2 separate regions of the Homo sapiens genome follow, and region 2 is linked to region 1. Evidence: read pairs that join two places in POLR2A ChIA-PET (ENCODE). Cell type or tissue: K562. All regions are shown on one strand. Each heading gives the region's core, and the rest is flanking DNA. Links, peaks and the distances in the headings are about the cores only.

Region 1 (4,386 bases), core at 120-4,119:
TCAGCAAATGGATATCTCTGGAACCAGAGGTTGTGTGTGTATGGGGACAGCAGATATGTGGGAACTCTGTACTTTCTGCCCAGTTTTGATGTGAACTTAAAACTGTCCTAAAAAATAACAATTTAGCTGGGCACTGTGGCTCATGCCTATAATCCCAGGACTTTGGGAGGCTGAGGCGGGAGGATCGCTTGAGCTCGGGAGTTTGAGACCAGCCTAGGCAGCATGGCAAAACCATGTTTTGTATTTTTCTTCAAAAAAATACAAAAATTAGCCGGATGTGGAGATGCACATCTGCAGTCCCTGCTACTGGGGAGGCTGAGGTGGGAGCACTGCTTGAGCTTCAGGGGTGGGGGGCGGTGGAGCTTGCAGTGAGCGGAGATTTTGCCACTGCACTCCAGCCTGGGTGACACATTGAGACCCTGTCTTAAAAAAAGAAAAAAAATTATCATTATAAATAATTCAAAATTATTAAAACATCAAAAGAAACAGGTGAAAGTAATATTAATAACATATTTTATTGTCCTATTATATTCAAAAATATCACTTAATATATAATCATTTATATAAAATTAATTAATGAGGCTAGGAGCAGTGGCACACGCTTGTAATACCAGCAATTTGGGAGGCTGAAGCAGATGGATGGCTTGAGCTCAGGAGTTTGAGACCAGCCTGGCTAACATAGCAAAACCCTGTGTCTATAAAAAAATAAAAATAAAAATAAAAATAAATTAGCCGGGTGTGGTGGGGTGAGAATGTAGTCCCAGCTACTCAGGAGGCTGAGGTGGGAGGATCACTTGAGCCCGTGAGGTCAAGGCTGCAGTGAGCCATGATTGCACCACTGCACTCCAACCTGGGTGACAGAGTGAGATGCTGTCTCAGTACATAAATAAATAAAATTAGTTAATGAAACATTTTACTTTTTCTGGTACTAAGCCATCAAAACTTGGTTTGTATTTTACAATTACAGCATGTCTCTATGCTTGTTATGACAAGCCACGTTGTCTGGGCTCAAAAGCCTCTGTGGCTCACGGCCACTGGGTTAGTCCTTTCGGGACTAGAGCTTGGTTTGATTCCATGGGAGGACAGAGGGAACAGGGTCTTGTGGCCTGTTTTACTCTCTCCTTCATCTTCACGTCCCCTCTACTCCTCTCTTGAAAATTCACACCCAGCCAACTTCTGTTTTCTTTTTTTGAGACAGAATCTGGCTCTGTCGCCCAGGCTGGAATGCAGTGGTGCCATCTTGGCTCATTGCACCCTCAACCTCCCAGGTTCAAGCAATTCTTGTGCCTCAGCCTCCTGAGTAGCTGGAACTACAGGCGTGGACGACCACACCCAGCTAATTTTTGTATTTTTAGTAGAGACAGGGTTTCACCATGTTGGCCAGGATGGTCTCAAACTCCTGACCTCAAGTGATCCGCCTGCCTTGGCCTCCCAAAGTGCCAGGTGCCAGGATTGCAAGCATGAGCCACCGCGCCTGGCTGAACTTTTTTCTTGCTTTTCCTAGTGATCTCCGCCTGGCTCTCTTGTGTCAGCCAGAGTGGCCTTTTGGCTCTCCGCCCACTCTGTCACTCTGCCCAGGGCTTCCATTGGTCCACGGCTGGCACCTTGCATGCCTCCACCTTCAGACTGTGGCTCTCACCCAGGAGCTCCGCACTTGGGACACCCTAGGATCTCCACCCCTGCAGCTCCCAGCTCTGGTGACAGCCTCAGTAATAACACAATTCTGAAATATATTCCTACCAGCCAGCACTTACTGAGCAGGCAACGCCAGACATTCTGCTGACCCAGGGTGCGTCCTCTTATCCTTCCAACCATCTTGAGGGCAGGAACCATTTTGCACATGAGGCTGTCCTATCAGTCAGTGAGCACTGACAGGTCCCAGGCTGTGTTCAAGGTCAGGGGAAGGAGCTTGGGGGTCATTAGACAAAAGCCCTGGGGGTCCTAGAGGGTTGAGCCAGGTTTATTAAAAATTCCTCCATGTTGGCCAGGTATGGTGGTTCACATCCCTAATCCCAGCACTTTGGGTGGCGGAGGTTGGAGGATTGCTTGAGGCCAGGAGGTCCAGACCAGCCTGGTCAGCATAGCAAAACCCGGTCTCTATTTTATTCAAAATAAGAAAAAGAAAAAAAAAATTTTTTTTTTTTTTGAGACGGAGTCTCACTCTGTCACCCAGGCTGGAGTGCAGTGGCGCGATCTCGGCTCACTGCAAGCTCCGCTTCCCGGGTTCACGCCATTCTCCTGCCTCAGCCTCCCGAGTAGCTGGGACTACAGGCGCCCGCCACCACGCCCAGCTAATTTTTTGTATTTTCAGTAGAGACGGGTTTTCACCATGTTAGCCAGGATGGTCTCGATCTCCTCCTGACCTCGTGATCCGCCCGCCTCGGCCTCCCAAAGTGCTGGGATTACAGGCGTGAGCCACCGCGCCTGGCCCAAAAAAAAAAAAACATTTAAAAAAAAATTTCCTCCATTTTGCTGGAAAGAGGATCTCAGTGTATTCCCTTTCCTGCCACCTGCGAACAGGCGGGAGCCCCCGCAGTAAGGAGGCCTGGAGGTGGCTGCCTCCAGCTGCCCCAGGCCACTCTCCCGGCAGGTCACCTCCCTGTCCCAAGTAGGGTGCGCTTGGTGACCGCAGCAAAAAATCCTGGAGAGGAGGAGAGAACTGGGCGGGGCGGGGCAGGCCCAGTGCCTCTCCCGTCGGGGCGGGACCAACATCTGGCCCAGGAGGCACAACCAGGCGGCAGCGGATACAAGGCCAGGCGGCGGCGGGCGGGCGGACCTGCGCCCTGAGCCTTTCTGCGCCCGCGGGCACCATGAGCAGCCGAGTCGGGGACCTGAGCCCCCAGCAGCAGGAAGCGCTGGCCAGGGTGAGGAGCATCGCGGGCTGGGAGGCTTGAGGAGGGGCCCTGAGCAGCCTGGCACTGCCCAACCCGGCTGGAGCCCCCATGGTACAGACTGGAACACCGAGCCTGGAGAGAGCGCCTCTGTTCTGCCCTCTGGTCCAGCGTGCGGTTGTTGAGGCGGCTACGTGCAGCACGCGGGACAGGGGCCCATCTCTGCGTGACCAGGAGCCGAATCCAGTCTTCTGACCTTGCGTGCTCTCCACCACCCGGCCCTGGTCCTTGTTCCCCGGTTGTGGGGGAGGGAGTGGCGCTGCCATCCGGCTGCGGGGGCAGCCTTGGGTAGACAGACTGCTTTTCATGTCCAGGTTGCAACATTTGTTTGTTTGGCTTCTCTTTGTGATTTGTTCTTAGGGCCCAAGCTTCTCTGTAATCTTTTTTTTTTTTTTTTTTGAGATGGAGTCTTGCTCTGTCGTCCAGGCTGGAGTGTAATGGCGCAATCTCGGTTCACTGCAACCTCCACCTCCTGAGTTCAAGCGATTCTCCTGCCTCAGCCTCCCAAGTAGCTGGGGCTACAGGTGCCCGCCACCACACCCGACTAATTTTTGTATTTTTAGTAGAGACGGGGTTTCACCATATTGGCCAGGCAGGTCTCTTGGACAGGCTGGTCTCGAACTCCTGACCTTGTGATCCATCCGCCTTGGCCTCCCAAAGTGCTGGGATTACAGGTGTGAGCCACTGCGCCCGGCCTCATATTTCTAATCCCAAATTTGGATTCACAGATTCACCTTCAAACCCAGCCTTTGCCTTCAGCTCTGTTGGTCCCCAGGGAAGTGAGATCTCCTCTCTCTCAGACGCAACAGATGCCCTGATAAGGCATTCCTGGCTTCTCTTTCAGCCCCTGTCTGTTGACCTCTGCCTCTGTTTTTTTTCCACAAAGCCTCCATTGTCCGGGGCATCAGGCAGTCCACGCTGGCTGAGTGCTCACATATATCTGACACCTGCTCGGAGCCAAGCCTGCTAAGTGTTTTACGTGCACAGACTCCTTTGATTGGTACAAGTTTATTTTTATCCCCATTTCAGAGATAAGGAAACTGAGGCTTAGAGAGGTTTGGTAACTTGCCTCTAAATCTAAACCCTCAAGATGCAGTATCAGGGACAACATTCCTAAAACCGCCTAGCTGGCCTGCATCAGACTCTCCCAGGGATCCTTGTAGAAATAAGGCTGTCAGTCGGGCATGGTGGCTCACGCCTGTGATCCCAGCACTTTGGGATACTAAGGCGGGTGGATTGTTTGAGCCAAGGAGTTTGAGACCAGCCTGGGCAACATAGCAAGATCCCATCTCTACAAAAAGTACAAAAATTAGCTGGGCATCTTGTGTGCCTGTGGTCCCAGCTACTTGGGAGTCTGAGCTGGGAGGATCTATTGAACCCGGGAGGCACGGGTTGCAGTGAGCCAAGATCACGCAACTACGCTCCAGCTTGGGCGATAGAGTGAGATCCTGTTTCAATAATAATAATAATAATAATAATAATATAAAAATAATAA
Region 2 (4,386 bases), core at 317-4,316, 240 kb after region 1:
CTTGGTGGCTCCTTGTTCACCCTGGGGTTTATGTAACACCGCCTTTCCCAATCTCCCTCAAAGCCACCGTGTGACATAAGCAAATGCCTGCCTTCGTCTGCCCTGGCGGCTGGCGGGTAAGTGTGACCGAGCACCTGCTCCAATGTGCCAGGCGCTCACGTACTCACCTCACTGCATTTTGCTGACTGTCCTACAAGGTGCATTTGCTACTGCATTTTAAAACATTCAGATACAACTCACCTACCAGCAATTGTATCATTTTAAAGTGTATGATTTGGGGGTTTTGGGTATATTCACATGGTTGTGCAACCATCGCCACTATGTAATTCCAGAATATCTTCATCACCTCCAAAGAAACCTCGTGCCCATTAGCAGTCTCTCCCCAGCCCTGGATGCCCCAGCCCCCAGCAGCCACTGGTGTATTCTCTGTGTCTCTCCATGTGCCTATTCCCGACATTTCCCATAGCAGAATCATACAACATGTGGCCTTTTGTGTCTGGCTTCTTTCATGCAGCATCATGGTTTCAAGGTTCATGCATGTTGTGGCACATGGCAATGCTTCCTTCCGTTTTGTGACTTAATATTCCTTTGTATGGATAGAACACATTTTGTTTATCCATTTTCTATTGACAGACATTTGGGTTGCTTCCACTTTTTGGCTATGCCGAATAATTGCTCCTATGAACATTTGCAAGTTTTTGTGTGGATGTACGTTTCCTTCCTTCCTCCCTCTCTCCCACTCTCTCTTTCTCTCTTTCTTATTTTTTTTGGCGTTTCGCTCTTGTTGCCAGGCTAGAGAGCAAAGGCGCGATCTCAGCTCACTGCAGCTTCCACCTCCCAGATTCAAGTGATTCTCCTGCCTCAGTCTCCTGAGTAGCTAGGATTACAGGCGTGCGCCACCATGCCCAGCTAATTTTTGTATCTTTAGTAGAGATGGAGTTTCACCATGTTGGCCAGGCTGGTCTTGAACTCCCGACCTCAGGTGATCCACCTGCCTTGGCTTCCCAAAGTGCTGGGATTAAAGGTGTGAACCACCGTGCTCAGCCTCTTTTTTTTTTTTGTCCAGAGACAGAGTCTCACTCTGTCACTCAGGCTGGAGTGCAGTGGTATGAATATGGCTCACTGCAGCCTTGACCTCGCAGGCTCAAGTGATCTTTCGGTCTCAGCTTCCTGAGTAGCTGGGACCACACAGGTGCAAGCCACCATGCTCAGCTAATTTTTAAATGTTTTGTAGAGATGGGGTCTCACTTTTTTGGCCAGGCTGGTCTTGAACTCCTGGGCTCAAGTGATCCTCCCATCTTGGCCTCCCAAAGTGCTGGGATTACAGGTCTGACCACTGCACCTGGCCTATGTTTTCAATTCTCTTGGGTGTATATCTAGGAGTGGAATTGTTGGTTATATGATATCTCTATTTATTTTTTTTTTTTTTGAGACAGTGTCTCACTCTGTCACCCAGACTGGAGGGTAGTGGCACAATCTTGGCTCACTGCAACCTCCGCCTCCCAGGTTCAAGCAATTCTCCTGCCTCAGTCTCCCGAGTAGCTGGGACTACCGGCGAGTGCTACCATGCCTGCGTAATTTTTTGTACTTTTAGTAGAGTTGGAGTTTCACTACGTTGGCCAGGCTGGTCTCAAACTCCTGGCCTCAAGTGATCTGCCGGCCTCAGCCTCCCAAAGTGCTGGGATTACAGGCGTGAGCCACTGCCTCTGGCCTCTGTGTTTAACCATTTGCGGAACTGCCAAACTGTTTTCCAATTTGGTGGCACCATTCATTGTAGATTCCCACCAGCAATGCCCCAGGGTTCTCATCTCTCCATCTCCTCGTTAGCACTTGTAATTGTCTACCTTTGATTATAGCCACCCTAGTGAATGTGGAATGGCTTCTCATGGTGGTTTTGATTTGCATTTCCCTGGTGTTTAGCATCTTTTCACGTGCTTCTTGGCCATTTGTATATCTTCTTTTTTTTGGAGAAATGTCTATTAAAATCCTTTGCCCATTTTTAAATTGGATTGCTTGTCTTTTTCATTGTTGTTCAGTTGTCATTGCAGTTTAAAAAGAGGAAACTGAGGCTCAGAAGGGGGACATGACTGGTCCAGGGACACTGGGCTCACAGGCAGATTGAGATGGAACTTGGGTTGGTCTCCACCTCCCACCCAGCAGATTGGGGGCCACCTTCTCTCCCCCCACCAGAGCACCTCTCCCCAGCCTCCAGTTTCGACCTGGCCCTGCCAGGCCATCTCAGGTCCTATCCTTGCATTTAAAGGCGTAGGGCCCCACAGCAGAGGGTAAGCCGGAAAGCGAGGAAGCAGCAGTTCTGAGGAACCAAGCTGGTCCTCTCTTCCTCTCCAAATCACGCGGGCCTGGCTGACGTGGCCCGGGAAGAGGGGACAGCCCGGGTCCTGTGGTCGGGGAGCCTATTTATACTGGCTGGGCCATGTTGCAAGCTTTTCCTGCTGGTGAGAGGGACGTCACTGATTGCTGACCTCACCAGAAACGCTGACGCATCTTTCCTCACGCTTGGCTGGGATGGTCAGCGGCCAGGCCTCCTCACCTCCGAGCCACTCCCTGTCCTCCTGTGTATCACTTCACTCTGGATGCTCCGACAGTGGCCCCAGCCCCTGTGCCCTCCAGCTATGCCTTCCTCTTGCAGGCTGCATGGACTGAATGGTGTCTTCCCTGAACTCATGTGTTGAAGTCCTAACCATCGTGTGTCAGAACGTGACTGTATTTGGAAGTTGAGCCTTTAAAGAAGTAATTAAGGGCCGGGTGCGGTAGCTCACGCCTGTAATCCCAGCACTTTGGGAGGCCATGGCAGGCAGATCACTTGAGGCCAGGAGTTCGAGACCAGCCTGGCCTACATGGTGAAACCCCGTCTCTACTAAAAAAATACAAAAATTAGCCAGGCATGGTGGTGGGCACTTGTAGTCCCAGCTACTCGGGAGGCTGAGGCAGAGAATTGCTTGAACCTGGGAGGCAGAGGTTGCAGTGAGCCAAGCTGGCGCCACTGCACTCCAGCGTGGGTGACAGAGTGAGATTCCATCTCAAAAAAAAAAAAAAAAGAAAAGAAAAAAAAAAAGAAGTAATTAAGGTAAAATTGGCCAGGTGTGGTAGCACATACCTGTAATCCCAGCTACTCTGGAGGCTGAGGCAGGAGGCTCGCTTAAGGCCGGGAGTTCAAGGCTGCAGTGAGCTATGAAAGCACCACTGTACACTTAAGCCTGGGCAACACAGCAAGACTTTGTCTCGAAAAAGAAAAAAAAAAGGAATAATTAAGGTAAAATGTGAGTGGGCCCTAATCCAATGTGAATGGTGTCCTCATAAGAAGAGATAAGGCCAAGCGCGGTGGCTCGCTCCTGTAATCCCAGCACTTTGGGAGGCTGAGGCAGGTGGATCACCTGAGGTTAGGAGTTCGAGATCAGCCTGGACAACATGGCGAAACCCTGTCTCTACTAAAAATACAAAAATTAGCCTGGCGTGGTGGCACACGCCTGTAATCCCAGCTACTCAGGAGGCTAAGGCAGGAGAAGCGCTTGAACCCAGGTGGCAGAGGTTGTAGTGAGCTGAGATCGTGCCACTGCACTCCAGCCTGGGTGACGGAGCTAGACTCTGTCTCAAAAAAAAAAAAAAATCGATTAGGCCACGGACAAGCAGAAGGAACATGATGTGGAGATACGGGGAGAGACAGTCATCTACAAGTCAAGGAGAGAGGCCTTGGGAACCAGCCCTTGATTTCAGACTTCAGCCTCTAGAACTGTGAGAAAATAAATCTCTGTTACGTAAGCCCCCCAGTCTGTGGTACTTTGTTATGGGAGTCCTAGCAATGTAATCTACCTGCTCTCCTTACCTTCAGTGACTCTGAGCCCTGGGCCCTGTGCCTGACACCCTCATTAACTATGTGCAAAGAGTATGGTCTTTGGGCCTCGTTTGAATGCCTTCTTTTCTTGGTGGGTTTTTTGTTTTTTGTTTTTTTTAAACAGGGCCTTGCTCTGTCACCCAGGCTGGAGTCCTGTGGCATGATAATGGCTCACTGCAGCCTCAACCTTCGGGGCTCGAGCGATCCTCCTGCCTCAACCTCCCTAGTAGCTGGGACTTCAGGTATGCACTACGATGTCTGGATAATTTATTTTTACATTTTCTGTAAAGACACAGTCTCGAAGTCCTGGGCTCAAATGACCCTCCTGCCTCGGCCTCCCAAAGTGCTGGGATTACAGGCGTGAGCCACCATGCCTGGCCAAATGCCCCTCTCCTCTTAACTATTCATAGGTGACCTCAGACAAAGCAACCTCCTCTCTCTGCCATGAGGAGACAGCACGGCCTCCCTGGACCACAGGATAGATAGAATAAGATAAAGGCATGTGGCTGTTTCTCACCAAGCGTGGTGGTCGG

Evidence for each region. ChIA-PET counts read pairs that join two places held together with the same protein. Peaks named below come from ENCODE experiments on the same cell type or tissue, not always from the same donor. Only the 100,000 strongest peaks of a DNase experiment are listed, where the experiment ranks them.
Region 2: POLR2A ChIA-PET joins it to region 1 with 5 read pairs; 3 of 35 experiments call an interaction of 5 or more read pairs at or near these places.

The regions. Positions count from the first base shown.
Region 1 is chr22:30,504,036-30,508,421 of GRCh38, reverse strand. SEC14L4 (SEC14 like lipid binding 4) reads left to right here and starts at 2,727. Exons shown (of 12, transcript NM_174977.4): 1 at 2,727-2,864. The coding sequence starts at 2,811. RefSeq lists a silencer at 2,666-2,960. In K562, for the core only: no CTCF peak of the experiment used is centred there; a DNase peak (open chromatin) is centred at 1,811.
Region 2 is chr22:30,269,091-30,273,476 of GRCh38, reverse strand. No RefSeq gene overlaps it. Among named protein-coding and RNA genes, the nearest start is that of OSM, 4.4 kb to the right of the region's middle. In K562, for the core only: no CTCF peak of the experiment used is centred there; a DNase peak (open chromatin) is centred at 2,512.